Regions from separate parts of the Homo sapiens genome. Here regions 2 and 3 are each linked to region 1. Evidence: read pairs that join two places in POLR2A ChIA-PET (ENCODE). Cell type or tissue: MCF 10A. All regions are shown on one strand. Links, peaks and the distances in the headings refer to the core of each region. The heading gives the core; the rest is flanking DNA.

Region 1 (6,030 bases), core at 342-5,341:
AAAACTCAAAAGGCTTTAGGAGCCCGGTAGGAAATGCAAATGGAGTGGGACCAATTCTACTGTGGCCCTGCAGGGGAGGGGAGGGGAGGCTTGAGCGTCCAGCTGGAGCCTTTTTCTGACTGCTGGGAGGGACAAAACACGAGCCCGGAACTGGGAGGCCGAGAGATAAAACCTGGCTCCATCCCAGCACTTCATATAGAACCCACTAGGTGACTGGGCCTGGCTTTGGCTGTTGTCAGACTAGTGGTGGCGGCGGGGTGGTGGCGGTTAAATTTTCTATGGGAGGACACATTGTCATACAATTGGCATAGCTGCTCCCTTCTTTCTTGAACTCAGGAAATTATAGCTCTGTGCTAATGGTGATCACATTGGTAGAGGGTGATTAATTAAATTATTAACAACAAAAAGGAGCTACTCTGAATGTCTTTTCTGATCTCTTTTGGTGGGAAATCCAGGGAATTCTTCACTTATTGTGTATGTGTATGTGTGTGTGTGTTCATGCCAAGTGTGTTTCTACACAGCATCTCAGTGGCGTATTCTGGAAAGCAAGCATCAACAGTGTACTGTAAGAGGAGGCTGTGCAAGGGCAACTGAAACTTTGGGACTAAATGTTGGCCCACTCTTTGGTGAGTGTCTGTCCTCCCCACCAGATTGGGAGCTCCAGGGGCACAGCAACTTGCCTGCTTTGTTCTCCATGTATCCGTGAGCTGGACACATAATAGGTTCAAAAATATTAAGGAAAACCTTCGGCTACAGCTGGCTTGTCCCCTGCACAGTCCTGGTGTGTCCTCTGGGATCCTCTGGACATTTCCATGTGCTCTTCCCTCTGCCTGAGTAGCTCTTCCTGTCCCTTTGGCTCAGTTAATACCCCATCTCCATTCATATCTCAGCTCCATGTCACCTCCTCAGGGAAGCCTTCCCTGATTTTCCAGACAAGGTTGGGTCCCCCTGTTAAATGTCTTTCTATGATTCATTCATTCATTTTCCCTCTCATCACTTAAACATTGAATGACTTCTCCAGCAAACAGCCATAGGGCTCCTACTCTGTTCCAGGTTTTGTTCCAGGCACCGGGGACACAGCCTCTGCTCATATTCACAGAGCCCATCTTTGGGGATCATTCAACACATAAGTAAGCAATATAACTTCCGGCTGTGATATGGGCTATGAAGTCAATATACCAGGGTGACATGGTTAGAAAGTGACTGGTGGGAGGTGGTGGGGGATGGGTGCTGAGGTGACCCCATGAGGAGGTGACATGTGAACCAAGATTTGAACTAGAAGGAGGAGCCGGCCATGGGGAGATCTAGGGAAAAGCATCTGAGGAGAGGGAATAGCAAGTGCAAAGGTCCTGAAGCAGGAACACGTACAGCACAACTGAGAAACAGCCAGCAGCCCATTATGGCTGGAGCAGGATGGGGAGAGGTGAGCACAGGAAAGGGAAGGGGTGGCAGATGGTTCAGGACCTAGAGGACCTGAATTTTGGCCTGGGAGGGGAGGGTGGCCTATGGAGAGTTTTTAAAAATTTATTTTTATTTATTTATTTATTTATTTATTTATTTATTTTTTGAGACAGAGTCTCACTCTGTTGCCCAGGCTGGAGTGCAGTGGCACGATCTCGACTCACTGAAACCTCTGCCTCCCAGGTTCAAGTGATTCTCCTGCCTCAGCCTCCTGAGTAGCTGGGATTACAGGCACATGTCACCACGCCTGGCTAATTTTTGTATTTTTAGTAGAGACAGGGTTTCACCATGTTGGCCAGGCAGGTCCCGAACTCCTGACCTCAGGTCTCCCAAAGTGCTGGGATTACAGGCATAAGTCACCATGCCCTGCCTGAAGGGTTTTATTTATTTGTTTGTTTGTTTGAGATGGAGTCTTGCTCTGTCACCCAGGCTGGAGTATAGTGGCACGATCTCAGCTCACTGCAACCTCTGCCTCCCAGGTTCAAGCGATTCTCCTACCTCAGCCTCCTGAGTAGCTGGGACTACAGGTGTGCACCACCACACCCGGCTAATTTTTGTATTTTAAGTAGAGATGGGGTTTCACCATGTTGGCCAGGCTGGTCTCAAACTCCTGACCTCAGGTGATCCGCCCACCCTGGCCTCCCAAAGTGCTGGGATTACAGGCGTGAGCCGTCATGCTCAGCCCATTGGAGGGTTTTAACAACAAGGTTCTCTGTTGCTTCACAGTCTCAGCCTTCTCCCCATTTGCAATTCTGCGTCTGTGTGACTGAGTGGTGTTGGGCTTTCCATCTGATTGTGAGTTGCTAGAGGGGGCAGCCACATTCATCCTGATCTGCAAATATCTGTGTCTGCCTCTTAGACTGTGTTGGTCTTAGGCTGGGTGCCCCCAGAAGCAGACACCGAGGCAAGGATTCAAGTGATTTGTTTGGGTGGTAGTCTTAGGAAGTAAGGGAGTAAGGGAGTGGGGACATGAGACACAGATGAGAAGACACACACAGGGGACATTTTTGAGCAAGTTACTGGTCTGGGCAACTGGGGCTCGATTCCACTGGGGAACTCTGGGAGCCAGTGTAAACATGCCTCCAGGCTATTTCCACCAAGGGGCAAGGAAACCGGCGTCTTCCTCCATCACCTCCTGTCAGTGGTTGGTTAAGGGCAGCTGCCAGGGGCATGATCTCTCAGGTACTCCGCTTGTCCTGCATGGGCTCAGTGGGGTGTGGTGGCCAGAGAAAGCCCTTGGCAAAAAGATGGAGGTGCTGGCGGCCTGAAGCCTAGGCCAGTGAACAGGACTGGTGGGTGCAGAGGGGCGTGGCTGCCGCGGCCACAGGGTGCAGTCTGTACTTCAGTAAATGAGCCACTGCTCACCAACAGAACAGCCTCTGGATGCGGATCAGGCCCAGGCGCCACTCCCTCTTGAATTTTTCACAAATCCCGGGAGTTCCTCAGGGGGTTACCTTTCGCTTCAGTCTCTTGGTTTTGTGTGGCTGAGATGGAAGGTTCTGGAAGCCTGGCCTGCCATCCTAGAAGGCTGGGGCTCACCACCTCCTGGGAATTGAGGGAGGAGAAATTTGGAAGTAGTTCCCTCAACAGTCCCCGCTCTTGTCTCACATGGACGGATAGACAGACAGATGGGCAGCTCTGATGGTGTGGGCCCTGCATTCCAGGAGCAAAACCCTTCTCTCCCTCCCCCACCGGGGAGAACTGGACCGTATTCAGATGGCACCATGCCCTCCACCCACCACCCGGAAACTGGCCTTGCTGGCAACGGGTGGGTGGGGAGGAAGGCTGAACTGTTGGGGCTTGTTCCCGGCCTCGGGAGCGGGGCAGGCGGCAGGGGTGAGTTGCAGGGATGGGCTGAGGTTAGAGATTCCTCTTGATGAAAATCCCTTGCCCCACAAATGGGCCTGTGTGGACAGAGAGGGCGAGTGATAGGAAGATGCGGTGAGGGCAGAGAGACGCCTTCCAGGGGAAGAAATCAGAGAATCCTGCCCAAGACCTGGAGCCCGCGAAGCCTCCCACCTCCTGGGGCACCAGGTGAGGGGTGGGCAACCTCTCGTGAGACCAGGGCTCCTCGCCCACAGCCCTGTTGATTCTTTCTGGCAAGGGCCGTGTTGTGCGCTGTAGGGTACCGAGCAGCATTCCTGGCTGCCACCCACTAGGGCCGGCGGTTGGCTTCCTCTCCCAGTCGCGGTGATTGAAAATGCAGGGCTGGGCACGGTGGCTCACGCCTGTAATCCCAGCACTTTGGGAGGCCGAGGTGGGCGGATCGCTTGAGGTCAGGAGTTTGAGACTAGCCTAGCCAACATGGTGAAACCCTGTCTCTACTAAAAATACAAAAATTAGCTGGGCGTGGTGGCGGGCGCCTGTAATCCCAGCTACTCAGGAGGCTAAGGCACGAGAATCGCTTGAACCCAGGAGGTGGAGGTTGCAGTAAGCCGAGATCGCCCACTACACTCCAGCCTGGGAGACAACGGGACCCTGTCTCAAAAAAAAAAAAAGAAAAAGCAAAAAGAAAAAAAAATGCCTCCGGGCATTGTCAAATGTCGCCCAGGGTACAAAAGTGTCCCTGGTTAAGACCCACTGCACTAGACCCGCTGAAGAAAACCCCTTAAACCAACCAGACAGGGCTGGTATGGGCTGGCATGGGGACTTGCATGGGGCTGGCATGGGGACTTGGGACTGCTCCCCCTTCCACCCTCTACTGCTTCTCTTTACTCCTTCCCCAGATTGGCAGATCTGGTTCTGCTACCCTCCCCCTGGGATCATTTGGGCAGGGGCTTAACCTCTCTGAGCTCCATTTTCTCATCTGAAAAATGGGCCTTAAGAGGCCTTCTTGCACAGGCCCATTTGGAGTGATGATTATAATCATAACGTTGATGGTAATAATAAAACAGCTCACAATTTCAGAATGCCAACTTTGTTCCAAGCCCCGTGGTAAGTGATTTACATGTCTCAACACATTGAGGCTTCACACCCAGTGTGTTAGGCTGGGGCTGACAGTGCAGACACCCACTGCCCATGCCCGGGCTGCTAACTTGCTATTTTCCCCTCCTTAGGGTGTCACATTCCACATTCCAGCCAGTGGGAAAAGGAAAGGGGGAATGGCATACCCTTTCCCTTTAAGGTACAACCTAGGCTGGGCACAGTGGTGTGAGCCAGAAGTCCCAGCTACTCGGGAGGCTGAGGCGGGAGAATCACTTGAGTCCAAGAGTTCTGGGTTGTAGTGCGCTGTGTCAATCGGGTGCCTACACTAAGCTCAGTATCAACATGGTGATCTCCCTGGGAGAGGGGAACCACCAGGTTGCCTAAGGAGGGCTGAAATGGCCCAGATCGGAAAGGTCAAAACTCCCGTGCTGATCCAGTAGTGGAATCACTCCCGTAAATAGCCAGAACACTCCAGCCTGGGCAACAAAGTGAGACCCTGTCTCTAAAAAAAAAAAAAAAAAAATACAGCCTGGCTGGGCATGGTGGTTCACCTCTGTAACTCTAGGCCAAGGTGGGAGGGTCACTTAAGGCCAGGAGTTCGAGACCAGCCTGAGTAACATAGCAAGACCTCATCTCTAAAAAAATTAAAATTAATAATTAAAAAAATAAAGTACAGGCTGGGTGCAGTGGCTCATGCCTGTAATCTCAGCACTTTGGCAGGCTCAGGTGGGGGGATCATGAGGTCAGGAGATCGAGACCATCCTAGTCAGGTGAACCCCCCCGTCTCTACTAAAAATATAAAAATTAGCTGGGTATGGTGGTGTGTGCCTATAATCCCAGCTACTTGGGAGGCTGAGGCAGGAGAATCACTTGAACCCAGGAGGTGGAGGTCGCACTGAGCCGAGATTGTGCCACTGCACTCCAGCCTGGTGACAGAGCAAGACTCCCTCTCAAAAATAAATAAATTAATTAACTAATAAAATAAAATAAAATAAAATAAAGTACAACCTGGAAATCAGCCACATAGCTTACAGTCACATCCCGTTGGCCAGAACTTGGTCACATGGGTACATCTGACTGCAAGGGAGGCTGGGAAATGTACTTTTTATTGAGACAGTCCTATGCTCAGCTACAAGTTCATTACTATGGAACTAGGGGAAGATACTTAGGGACAACTAACAGTCTCAACCACATTCCATTTCACAGATAGGGAAACTAAGGCACAGCATAGTTAAGTGGTTCCTCAAGGTCACAAAGAGAGTAAGGAAATAAGACAATGTGTGTAAAGTGCCAGGCAACATTTAAGTGCTCAAAGCCAGCCTTCTCTAGCCACGCTCTTCCCACACATCCTTTGAGTATCATCCATTGAAATTTATTTGTTTCAAGGGTCCCCTTTAGAGGAGCATGCTGGAATTTCATGCACCGTGAGGACTGATAAGTTTTCTTCTGCCCTTGAAATCCACACCCTTTAGGTCATCCAGGTGAGATCCACAAAATAACCCAATGGTTTTCAGGATAATTTCTCAAGCAGAGCAAAGGACTCACATGCCCCAGTAGGAGATATGTTGAGGCAAGTTCCCGGCCAGAAAGATTCTCCTCAACTACACGGAAACTGAGGCCCAGAGAGGGGACAGGACTTTGCCG
Region 2 (6,030 bases), core at 556-5,555, 330 kb before region 1:
AAAGGTAAAAACAATTAGCCTTAGGAAGAAAAGAGTAAAAATAAGCACAATGGCAGTCTACCAAGGAGACACGGTGGTTCCGTGTTCTGAGAACCCCTAATTGAGAGCGAACTGCTGGCCTGGAAATGGGTGTCGACTCAGGAATGAATTATGTATGACCACTGTTAAATATTTTATCCATCCTTTTTTTTGAGACTGAGTCTCGCTCTGTCACCCAGGCTGGAGTGCAATGGCGCGATCTCGGCTCACTGCAACCTCCGCCTCCCAGGTTCTAGCGATTCTCCTGCCTCAGCCTCTTGAGTAGCTAGGATTACAGGCATGCACCACCACACCCGGTTAATTTTATCTATCCTTAACCATTATTTGTCTTCACAAAGCAAATAAGGAAAGAAAAAGAAAATACCCACACCATAAGCATTATCAGCTTTGTCATCTCTCCTCCACTGCAAAACAGCCACACAAACTCTCCTGAAGAGGACAAACTCTAACCAGGTTTGAAATACGAGACCACTGTGGCACTACGACTGAGGAATGTCAAGGTGGCGTTGCCTCCTCTGTCAGGTTTGTCATCCTTCAAAATCATGAACATTTTGCTCTACAGAACCTGCTGGTCTAAAAACCACATGGGCAGGCACCGTGGCTTAAGCCTGTAATCCTAGCCTTTTGGGAAGCTTGAGCGCAGGAGTTCAAGACCAGCATAGGCAACATGGTGAGACCTGGTCTCTACAAAAAATTTAAAAATTAACCAGGCGGCCGGGCACGGTGACTCATACCTGTAATCCCAGCACTTTGGGAGGCCAAGGCTGGTGGATCACCTGAGGTCAGGAGTTCAAAACCAGCCTGACCAACAAGACGAAACCCCGTCTCTACTAAAAATACAAAAATTAGTCAGGCGTGGTGGCATGCGCCTGTAATCCCAGTTACTCGGGAGGCTGAGACAGAGAATTGCTTGAACCTAAGAGGCGGAGGTTGCAGTGATCTGAGATAGTGCCACTGCATTCCAGCCTGGGCAACAGAGTAAGACTCCATCTCCAAAAAAAAAAAAAAAAATTAGCCAGGCAGGGTGGCACATGCCTGTGGCACACGGCTACTCAGTAGGCTGAGGAGGAAAGATCGCTTGAGCGCAGGAGGTCGAGGCTGCAATGAGCCGTGTTATTTGTGCTGCACCCAGCCTGGGTGACAAAGCAAGACTATTTCAAAAAATAAAAATAGGCCAGGCACAGTGGCTCACGCCTCTAATTCCAGCACTTTGGGAGGCTGAGGTGAGTGGATTGCTTGAGCACAGGAGTTTGAGACCAGCCTGGCCAACATGGTGAAACCCCATCTCTACTAAAAATACAAAAATTAGCCGGGTGTGGTGGCAGGTGCCTGTAATCCCAGCTACTTGGGAGACTGAGGCGCGAGAATCACTTGAGCCCAGGAGGTGGACGCTGCAATGAGCCAAGGTCACGCCAGTGCACTCCAGCCTGGGCGACAGAGTGAGACTATCTAAAAAAATAAAATTAAATAAAAATAAAAATAAACTGCGTGGTTTATGGATTCTTGGTGACGCCCAGGCAAAGGGGGCTTGTATCCTCCTGGTATCCACACAGTGAGTGGTGAAGGACAGCTGGGATAGCTGAGGCCTGGTCAAGGGCTGATGTCGCCCATTCAGCCTCTCCCGTTTGGCCAGCTTCCCGGCCATTCTGCCTGCTCTCCTGGCGCGTCTCCCTTTACCGTTTATTTTCTCCCTCTCTGCTGGCCCTGTCTGCTCGGCTGTTGGAAACACATGCCAGCCCTACTGGGCATGGGCCCTGTGAACATGAGCCAAGGCACCCTGGGGGTGGAGGAAGGACACTGAGGCCAGCTCACCAGAAGAACCCTGATGTGTTGCAATTGAATTGCAGAGGTTTATAAACCTCTTGCCTTCAAAAGGGGACTGAAAAATTATTACAGTTTGTCATTTTCTAGTGGGATTTGTTTGTAATCACTGTTCCCATATTGTCTGGCGTTGTGTATATGCGTGTGCTCTAGAAGTTTAATTTCACATCTAGGCAGATCAGGTGTGTGTGTGTGTGTGTGTGTGTGTGTGTAAATGCATATGCCCAGTTTAAAATCAACTAGTAGAAAGTCATGTGGAGGCCAGGCACAGTGACTCACGCCTGTAATCCCAGCACTTTTGGGAGGCTGAGCCAGGCAGATTGCTTGAGCCCAGGAGTTTGAGACCAGACTGGGCAACATAGTGAAACCTCACCTTTACAAAAAATACAAAAATTAGCCAGGCGTGGTGACACATACCTGTAGTCCCAGCTACTCAGGAGGCTAAGGTGTGAGGTCACTTGGACTCAGGAGTTTGAGGCTGCAGTGAGCCATAATCACACCACTGCACTCCAGCCTGGGCGACAGAGCAGGACCTTATCTCAAAAAAAAAAAAAAAAAAATTGGGGTGAGGGGAAGAAAAGAAAAAAAGAAAATTAGCCGGGTGTGATGGCTCATGCCTGTAGTCCCAGCTACTTGGGAAGCTGAGGTGGGAGGATTGCCAGAATCCTTGAGTTCGAGGTTGCAGTGAGCCATGATCGCACCACCGCCCACGAGCCTGTGTGGGAGACGGCAAGCCCTTGTCCCTTTAAAAAAAAAAAAGTGTGTGGGTGTGTATTTTTAAAGTCAAGGAGCTTTTTCCACATTTTCTTGTTTCACCAGGTAAGGATTCAAACAATTGAAATCAGCATTCTTTGTAAATTACCCTATGTGGATTGTTGCTCCTGAGAATGACTGATTTGAGATTCTTGGTGATTCTAGGGTTCGTCACTGGTCCACCTGAGAAGTGACACCGTTCAGCGTTGCTGTACTCAGGCAGTCATCATCAGTGGCATTACTGGAAGGCCTATGTTCTAAGTCTCTCCTTGAATTCCTCCTTACCCGTGCATGTACTTACCAAGTTAATGATTTAGTTTCTGAGTCACTAAGCATACACATTTTTGCCTGAGTCATTTTGGGTTCATACCTGAGACAGCAGCTGAAGCCCTCTGGGAATGCAGGAGAAAACCTGATATGCAACTTACCTACCATTTATTGAAGGGTATCACATGCTGGCAGAGAAGCAGCCTGGGAACAAAACTCTTATGTTCTATAAGAACAGTGCTGGGTTTGAATGTAACCTGCTTCAGGTCTTAGAAACAATGGTATGAATGCTGTTTCCTTGTAGTTGCAAGCATTGCTAAGAGACTGAGTGAAAGAGGAATGCTGTGCTGATACAATCTGGGGGGTGGAACCATTAGTCAAATTCTAGCCTTTCTTGTCCTTTCTTCTGGTAGATAACCTAGCGCAAAAACTCCGCCTGGAGTTTTCAGACGCTCACTTTCTGCACACATAGAAGGATTTGTGTGAGGAGTTACTGGCTTTGATCAAAATTGCAATTCTGATGAATCAGATTTTACCAATTTAGGAAGGGGGATTCTCGGCCAGGAGCGGTGGCTCATGCCTGTAATCCCAGCACTTTGGGAGGCCGAGGTGGACGGATCACGAGATCAAGAGATTGAGACCATCCTGGCCAACATGGTGAAAGCCCGTCTCTACTAAAAATACAAAAATTAGCTGGGCGTGGTGGCACGTGCCTGTAGTCCCAGCTACTCGGGAGGCTGAGGCAGGAGAAGTGCTTGAACCCAGGAGGCAGAGGTTGCAGTGAGCCCAAGATCTTGCCACTGCACTCCAGCCAGGGCAGAAGAACGAGACTCCGTCTCAAAAAAAAAAAAAAAAAAAAAAAAGGACATTTCTTATGAAAATCTGGATAAGCAGGGCCGGGCGTGGTGGCTCACGCCTGTAATCCCAGCACTTTGGTAGGCTGAGGCAGGTGGATCACCTCAGGTCAGGAGTTCAAGACCAGCCTGGCCAACATGGTGAAATTCCATCTCTACTAAAAATACAAAAAATTAGCCGGGCATGGTTGCAGATGCCTGTAATCCCAGCTACTTGGGAGGCTGAGGCAGGAGAATCGCTTGAAGCTGGGAGGCAGAGGTTGCGGTGAGCCAAGATTGTGCCATTGCACTCCAGCCTGGGCAACAAGAGCAAAACTCAGTCTCAAAAAAAAAAAAAAAAAAGTTATAAGAGCTGACAACACTGGGCCCACACATACCCAAATGACAACCATCGAATGTGGTGGCCCCTGCCTTGCTGGGGGCGGGCATCTCCTGTTTACCAGCCCCACCTGCCCTGCCCCACTCTGGCCCTTTGGGCATTTGAATTTGCAACCTCCTCTCTGAGACCCATGGTCCTATCATTTCTATACTTTGAAAGTAATAGGATTTGAAACTGCCATTTCAGATTGAAGTTTATATTGCATTTATATATTCTTTATATATTCAATTTATGTCAGATTTATTTCATATATATATATTTTTTTCTTTTCTTTTCTTTTCTGTTTTTTAGAGACAAATCTTGCTCTGGCCCAGGCTGGATTGCAGTGGCATGATCATAGCTCACTGCAGCCTCAAACTCCAAGGCTCAAGCAATCCTCCTGTCTCAGTCAGCCTCCTGAGTAGCTGGGACTACAGGTGTGCACCACCATGCCTGGCTAATTTAAGAAATTTTTTGTAGAGATGAGGTCTTGCTATGTTGCTCAAACTCCTGGGCTCAAGTGATCTGCCCATCTCAGCAGATGTATTTAAAATAGAATCAAAATAAGCAATAACACTTGAAAACAGAAGTCCTAGTATAGTCGCTGTCAGGAGTTTTAAGTTTTTCCTTTAAAGGTAGAACACTGCCACTGGTCTCTGTATTTAATTTCCACCATTTTCCTTTGATAGAGCACTGCTCTCTGTCCCCAATTTACTTTGTGCAGGACATTTTATAAAAAATGTGTTCCCAAATACTCTAAATCTACAAGGCAGCAGGAGCATTGCTTGAGGCCAGGAGTTCGAGACTAGCCCAGGCAACATAGTGAGACCCTGTCTCTCCGAAAAATATTAGCTGAGTGTGGCGGCACGCATCCATAGTCCCAGATACTCAGGAGGCTGAGGTGGGAGGATTGCTTGAGCCCAGGAGTTTGAGGCTGCAGTGAGTTATGATTGCACCACTATACTTCAGCCTGGTAACAGAGCGAAGAAAAAAGAAAAAAAGCTGCAAGTGATACCCACTGTGTTCCCTCCCCTGTAGTTCTTCCTCTTTCTTGTGGTAACAGAACCCTGATCCCTGATTTTTTTTTTTTTTTTTTTTTGAGATGGAGTTTTGCTCTTGTTGCCCAGGCTGTAGGGCAGTGCTGCAATCTCGGCTCACTGCAAACTCTGCCTCCCGGGTTCAAACGATTCTCCTCCCTCAGCATCCCAAGTAGTTCGGATTACAGGCGTCCGCCACCATGCCTGACTAATTTTTGTATTTTTAGTAGAGACAGGATTTCACCATATTGGCCAGGCTGGTCTCAAACCCCTGACCTCAGGTGATCCACCTGCCTCAGCCTCCCAAAGTGCCGGGATTATAAGCGTGAGCCACTGCACCTGGCTGATCCCTGATTTTTCTTTAGGGGACCATCCCTCCCTCAATAGGTCCAGAATTGGGCCCATGACCCAGACTAGGACAATTAGGAGTTATAGGGATTGGGTTAGGGATGGGCACATGACTGAGACAGGGTCAGTGAGGGTGGTCTCTGGGCTTTGGCTGTCACCATGGGGGAAGACAGGCTCCCTGCCAGGTGGTTGGTAATGTGACGGAATGTTGCCAGGGTTGCTGGAGGCCATCTTTGCCACCATAAGGAGGGACTTGGCCTAAGGGAAAAAAGGTAACAGGGGAAAACAAAAGCAAGAAATGGAGAGGGATTCCAGTTTGTGCTGTAAAATAATACAGTAGCCACTGTCTACATGTGGCTATTAACATTTAAATTAATTAAAATGACATGTAATTTGAAATCCAGTTTCTCAGTTGCACTAGCCACACCTCAAGTATGCAGCAGCCACATGGGGGCTAGTGACTCCCCTCTGGACAAAGCAGAAAATTCTATCAGATGGCACTGTGTCCGATCTGTGCTGAAATCTTAGCCCTGATTTTTCAGTTACACGAGCC
Region 3 (6,030 bases), core at 735-5,734, 210 kb after region 1:
CAAGTGTGAGCCACTGTGTCTGGCCTGATCATCTGTTTTTTACATGACACCATTATATAAATCAGATGATGTTCTTTCCTGGTTTAAAACCCTCTCATGGCTCCCACTGTCTTCTAGATCAAATATAAATGCCTTAATACACCACTAAGGGTCTGTATGTTCCAAGTCCCGTGGATCTATCTGACCTCACCCCTTCACCCATTCTACTCCAGCCACATGGGCCTCCTCAGTGTTCCTTGGACATGCCAAGATCTTTTAGTCCTCATAGCCATCGCACATGTTGTTCTTCCACCTGATGCTCTTCCTCACACTCTCCAACTGGACAACGCCCCCTCAAGACAGTCCCATCTGGGTCCTGTCTTGCCTATCAGCTTGGCTCATTTGGCATTCTTCCCTGAGTCCCTGCGAAAATCCACGCAAAATGGAAAGAAAAATAGTCAGGAAAGATCATGAGTCATTTGTTTACAGGCACTAATTAATTGCTAAGCTCGAAAACTTGATTTCCATTCTTCCTTTTTTCCCCTCTCTGCCCTTTGAGAATGTTTGGAATCCACATTGTTTCCCAATGCAAAAAGTATGTCAGTTTATTTTTAGCAAATGCACATGATGGCTGGGACTGTTATTCATCCCCCCGCGTCAGTGGGGAGCTGGCCACGGAGCATGTGGGCTGCTTGATGCTCTTCAGATGTGGCTCCTGGAAGGCCAGCTGGTCTGCAATGGCCCAAGCTGGGTCCAGCATTGAGGCACTGGGGACAGAGGTTCCAGGCTGCACTTTCTCCTCCGGGCCAGGGGTGGTGCAGTGGAGTGGGAGGCAAGAGGACAAACACTTCCTCCCAGACTGGCTGAGCAAAGCCCTTTCTCCTGGACTAGTAGGTGGGCAGCTTGGGTATTTCAGCATCTTGCCCTCCACTTCTTGTCTTAGAAGGACCTAATTGATTCACCCTTGGTTCAACCAGGATGGGAAAGTCCCCATGCTCTGTCTAGCTGATGCCACTGTGCCTTCTCTGTTCCCCTCCTGTCCCCCACCACCCCCACCTGCGACCCCTCTGAGCCCACCTTGCTCATCCTTCCTGCTCTCTGGGAGCCCAGGTAGGAGATTAGGGACATCCCCCTCTAGTAAGAACACTTGCCAAGAGCTTCCTTCCAAGATGGCTGCTTCCACTCCCCTTGCACCTTTCAGAGTCCATTCTCTGGCCTGGATGGGGCCCAGAAGCTATGGGGAATCTGCTTCCACCTACTCTGAGGGATCATAAAGGACCTGTCTCTAACAGATCCTATTGCCTCCAGCAATAAGGGTGGATGGTATGCCTGTGGAACAACAGACTGTCACCCCCCAGAAGGCAAGAACTATATCTGTTGTGGTCTTTGTCTCCAGGGCTTAGTACACAGTGGGAGCTCAATAAAGACCTGTTGAATGATTGTGACCTGAGTTCCAGCTCGCTGTGCAATGACCATTGTCACTTGCCTCTTCTGAGCCTCACTGTCCCATCTTGCCAAGGGGTAACTGATTGTTAAAGCCCAGAGCAGGGATTGCAAACTCAACTGCCTACAAGATCGGGCAGGGACATAAAAGTGAAACTGGCAGGAGACAACTGTGGTCATGTCCTGTCTAGAGGGGACAGCCACTCCCCAGCCCCAGCACCCAGGACTATGAACCCGAGTCCCTGCATCTTCCCATTTCCCAAGAGAAGCCGGGAATCTGGATGTTTGTGTACGACATTCTGATTTTTCATAGTTGGCAACTCATTTTAACTTGCAGCAAAAGCACCATGCAGGCCAAACCCAACACATCTCGAGGCCGGCCCGGCCCACAGGCCGCCGGTTTGAGCCCTTGGTGGTTGGCGTTTGTGGCTTACCAGGCCTTGGAGCAGGCCTGTCACGCCCAAGACTGGGACAGGAGGTTGGGATGAAGAAGGCAGAACCAGCCTCGCCCCATGTGGGAGTAGCTATTATCCCAGCTTATGGGAGGGCCAGGCCGGACTCGTCGGTGCTGGGACTGCAAGCATCGCCTGCAGAGCTTGCCTTCCACTTAATTAAGGAAGCCGATAGTCATCTAGGTGGAGCGTGGAGATAGGTCGAGAATGAATTAGCAAACTGCAGCCAGCCGATTGTATCTATTGTACAAAACCCAGATATAATATCAGATTAGGACACTTTGTGTGCGTATTATAACACCATATCATTATGGGATGTGTTATAATTAAGGCCCAAGTGGGTCCCCATCTCCCCCGTGACTTCGCAGGTCCGAGCACAGCATCTCCTCCTAACACCCTCCCAGCCAGAACTAGCCCGGCAGATGGGGCATCCGATGCAAACCCTGATCAACCTGCCATGAAACACTTCCCATGGGGTGCCGGGTCCTGCACTGGACACTCAGGGGGATGACAGTGGGGCCAACAGAGGACACCCTGTTCTCAGAGAGCTCCATTCTCGGGGGAGGAGGGGCCCATGAAAAATACAGAAGCAAAACAAGTTGAGACTGTGGGAAGTGTGGGGCGAGGGGACTGGAGAGCATGGGTGTGGGTTGGGCAGTCGGAGCTACTTGACAGGGTGGTCAGGGAAGCCGTCTCCACAGCAGCCTGTTCTGGGCACCAGCCTCGAGCCATCAGCCAGAGAAAGGACACTTGTGATGTTTGCTGAAGCATCATCTGGGCCAACAGCCACCCCTCCTGCGCGCCCATTCACTGATTGAACAAATCTCTGTGGAGCCCCTACTGTGTGCGGGGCCCTGTGCTGAGTGCTCAGAAAGCATCGTGATCACCACAGACAGCAGTCCCTGCAGTGTGGAAGGTGACATACTAAAGAGATAGACAGGCATTGACCAAACAAATAACAGATGTATAACATGATGGCAAGTAGGGAAGAAAGATGAAAGGGCTGGAGTGATGGTGGAGGTGACAGTTCAGCAGGTAGCCGGGGAAGGCTTCCCTGAGGAGGTGACATTGCGATGAGATCTGAATAAAGTGGCACATCCAGCTGGGGGAAAGAGCTGAAGGAACTGCATTCCAGGCAGCAGGAACAGCAAGTGCAAAGGCCCTAGTTAGGTCATGCCCAGTGTGTTGGAGGAATAGCAAGGGGCCCGGTGTGGCTGGAGTGAGTGAGCAAGTAAGAAAGGAGGGAGGATGAGGTCAGAAAGGCCATGGGGGCCAGATCAGACAGGGCCCTGTGATCCTGGGAAAGACCTCAGGTTTTGCTCTGCAGCTGGAGCCAAGGAAGGTTCTAAACAGAGGAAAGATGGGATCTGAGTGGGGTTCTAACAGCATCCCTTTGGCTGCACGGGGGAAGTGGGGCGTGACGATGACAGCAGTGAAAGCAGCAAGGAGGCTACTGCAGGAGAGAGAATGGTGGCCTTGAATTCAGCTGTGGAAGCGGAGGGGAAAACCTACGCAGGTTCTGGATGTTTTAAAGGTGGCGCTGACAGGATTTCCTGGCCAGTTATCGAATGCAGGGCAAGAGAGGAAATGAAGGGACAACCCGAGGTTTGGGCCTGAGCACCCAGAAGGATGGAGCTGCCATTTCCTAAGAATCAGGGACTATGACGGCCCCAGTGCTGGGGTCTGTCGTCCGCATTCCCTGCAAGCTCCCTGCTGACCCCCACCCCATTCTCTCTCGGGTCAGGGCCATGGAGGGAGAGAGTGAGCAGTCGGCCCTACCCAGGCTTCCGGGCAGGAAAGAGGCACCCAGGGCCTGGCCACAGGATGACACAACCCTTAATAATTTCTCCGCTGAGTTTTGCAATGGGCACCCTTTATCGACAGGCAAAGGGTGAGGGATTTTGCAACTGCCCCAACTGGTGGTTGTAGCTGATGTCAGGCCAGAGGGCTATCAGGCCAGGCTATGGGCATCTTCTCAACCCATGAGGATTGAGTCGCAAACAGGCCATCCAGGCCTGAGCCATCGTGGGTGGTATAGAGGGCCTCAGGGCCCACAGGGTTCAAACCTCAGACCCTCCACCTGGCCAATGACTTTGGGCAAGTCCCTTCCCCTCCCTGGACCTCAGCTCTTTCCCTTAAAAAAAAAATAAAAAAAATAAGGAGAGCCATTAAAGGAATTATTTTAAATTACTTAAAAGCTTGTATCCAATGGCCCGGTTAACGTTCATCCAGTGCTTCCTGTGTACCCGGCCCTGTGCTAAGAACCCTCTGGCAGCACCTCATCCGATCCCCATGTCACCCTTAAACTTATTTCCCCACTTTACAAATGGGGAAACTGATGCTTAGGAGGAGGAAATGACTGCCTAGGTCCCCCAGCCTGTCAGGGATGGAGCGGGGACTCGGACCCAGACCTTTCCGACCCCAAAGCCTACACCCCGTTGTTAGGAAGTCGCTGCCACGCTGAGATGTAGTTTCCTCGTTTGTAAATGGGAAGTCCAAACTAAATAGAAATTAAGCAGCACCACCCTGGTGGGGTTGGTGCCTGGCACCTGGGGAGCATTCAAACCCAGCAGCCATTCTTATGACCAGAACACTCGTCACTGGCACACAGAGCTGGCGGCCAGCACCACCCCTAAGGGTACCCCCATGCCCCACCCTCACCCCTCCTGGCCCCACACTGGCCCTGTGGGGCACAGACAGGACACAGGCTTTAGAAACATGCACTCCGTGGTCCAGATCCCCCTTCCACCCTCTCGCCATGCCCCTGGGCACTGCCTCCCCCTTCCACTGGGGGTGACAATTCCCTTCCACCACACAAGGCTGTTTCTGGGTCACAGGAGGCCACAGGTCCATGTTAGGCCCAGTGTGTGGACACAGCTCCATTTGACACAGGAGGATCCAAGGCCCAGTCTGGAAAAGGGGCTTGCCTGGGACTTTCAGCCAAAGAGAACGAGGTGCGGTCACCACGCCCACTGGAAGAGGGCCTCTGCCTGCTCCAGGCCTGATGCAAAAGCTTGCCCGGCAAAGCCTCTGTCTCTGGGTCTCTCCCCTCTTTATTTCTCAGCCTCTCTCTTTCCCTCTGTGTCTCTCACATCAGTTCTTTCAGGGTGTCTCTCTGTGTCTCTCCATCTCACCCCCATGTCTCCCTGTCTCACTATCTGTACCTCTGGCCTAGGTGGTGTCTTCCCCACACACTCATCTGCTGGGCTCACCACCTCCTCTGCATTCCTGGCTCTGTAAATGTTTACTGAGGTGAAGGTGTCTGGCCGCCTCATTTGCTTGAAACCCTCACCCAGCACCGCCCCCTTCTCACCTCCACCACCCAAGGGCTCCCCAGGGAGGAAGGACAGGTGGGGGACCCACAGCCCTAGGAATAGTCAAAATGACCCAAGTTCAGGGGTCTGCGCTCGTAGGCAGCCAGATCCCCGCTCAGTGGGTGTGGGTGGACTCCACCCACGACATTCGAGGCACAGATGCTGATTAGGTCCCCTTCCCCACTTGCAGCAATTGGCAGAGGCTGGACATGGAATGCATCTGTGGCCAGTGAGATGGGGAAGTCTGCCAAGGGGCTTCTGGGAATGGTTTCTTCATTCTTAACAGGACATGTGAGGGCCTTTCCTGCTTGGCTGTATGAGGAAGAGATGGCAGGAGCTTTGGCAGCCATCGTGGCACCATGAGGAGCTGGGCTGAGTGGAGACGGCAGAACCATGAGATAGGAAGAAACTGGGGCCTTGATAGTGCCCAGCTCTGACTCACCCAGCTATGATTCATTCAGTCATTCAACAAATATGGATTGAGCACCTACTATGTGCCAAGCCCACGATGGGCGCTGGGAACACAGAAGGAACATGATCCCTGCCTTACATTCTGGGGTGGGGGACAGATTTCAATCAAATAATCATCCAAGCAAGTGTAAAAACACAGCCATAGTCAGGGCTGCAAGGAGAGATCCATGGAGAAGAGACCAGAAAGGGGGACAGGGAGGGCAGGGAAGGCATCTTAGGTCAGGTTGCCCAGAAGAGGAGCCTGACTTGGGGACTGGCATGCACGTGATTCACTGAGGACATGCTTTTGGGAGAAGGGTGCGAGAAGCAGGACAGGGCAAGGTGGGAGCTAAGCCAGGATATGGCCTCCGCTGAGTCTCACTTGGCCTGAT

The links. ChIA-PET counts read pairs that join two places held together with the same protein. Peaks named below come from ENCODE experiments on the same cell type or tissue, not always from the same donor. Only the 100,000 strongest peaks of a DNase experiment are listed, where the experiment ranks them.
Region 2: POLR2A ChIA-PET joins it to region 1 with 5 read pairs; 2 of 35 experiments call an interaction of 5 or more read pairs at or near these places.
Region 3: POLR2A ChIA-PET joins it to region 1 with 5 read pairs; 3 of 35 experiments call an interaction of 5 or more read pairs at or near these places.

What each region holds. Positions count from the first base shown.
Region 1 is chr20:50,428,050-50,434,079 of GRCh38, reverse strand. It overlaps the pseudogene RN7SL636P. Among named protein-coding and RNA genes, the nearest start is that of PTPN1, 79 kb to the left of the region's middle. In MCF 10A, for the core only: no CTCF peak of the experiment used is centred there; DNase peaks (open chromatin) are centred at 3,199 and 4,559.
Region 2 is chr20:50,758,794-50,764,823 of GRCh38, reverse strand. No RefSeq gene overlaps it. Among named protein-coding and RNA genes, the nearest start is that of PARD6B, 30 kb to the right of the region's middle. In MCF 10A, for the core only: no CTCF peak of the experiment used is centred there; DNase peaks (open chromatin) are centred at 1,783, 2,123 and 2,953.
Region 3 is chr20:50,219,384-50,225,413 of GRCh38, reverse strand. No RefSeq gene overlaps it. Among named protein-coding and RNA genes, the nearest start is that of CEBPB-AS1, 30 kb to the right of the region's middle. RefSeq lists enhancers at 216-716, 717-1,217. In MCF 10A, for the core only: no CTCF peak of the experiment used is centred there; a DNase peak (open chromatin) is centred at 3,743.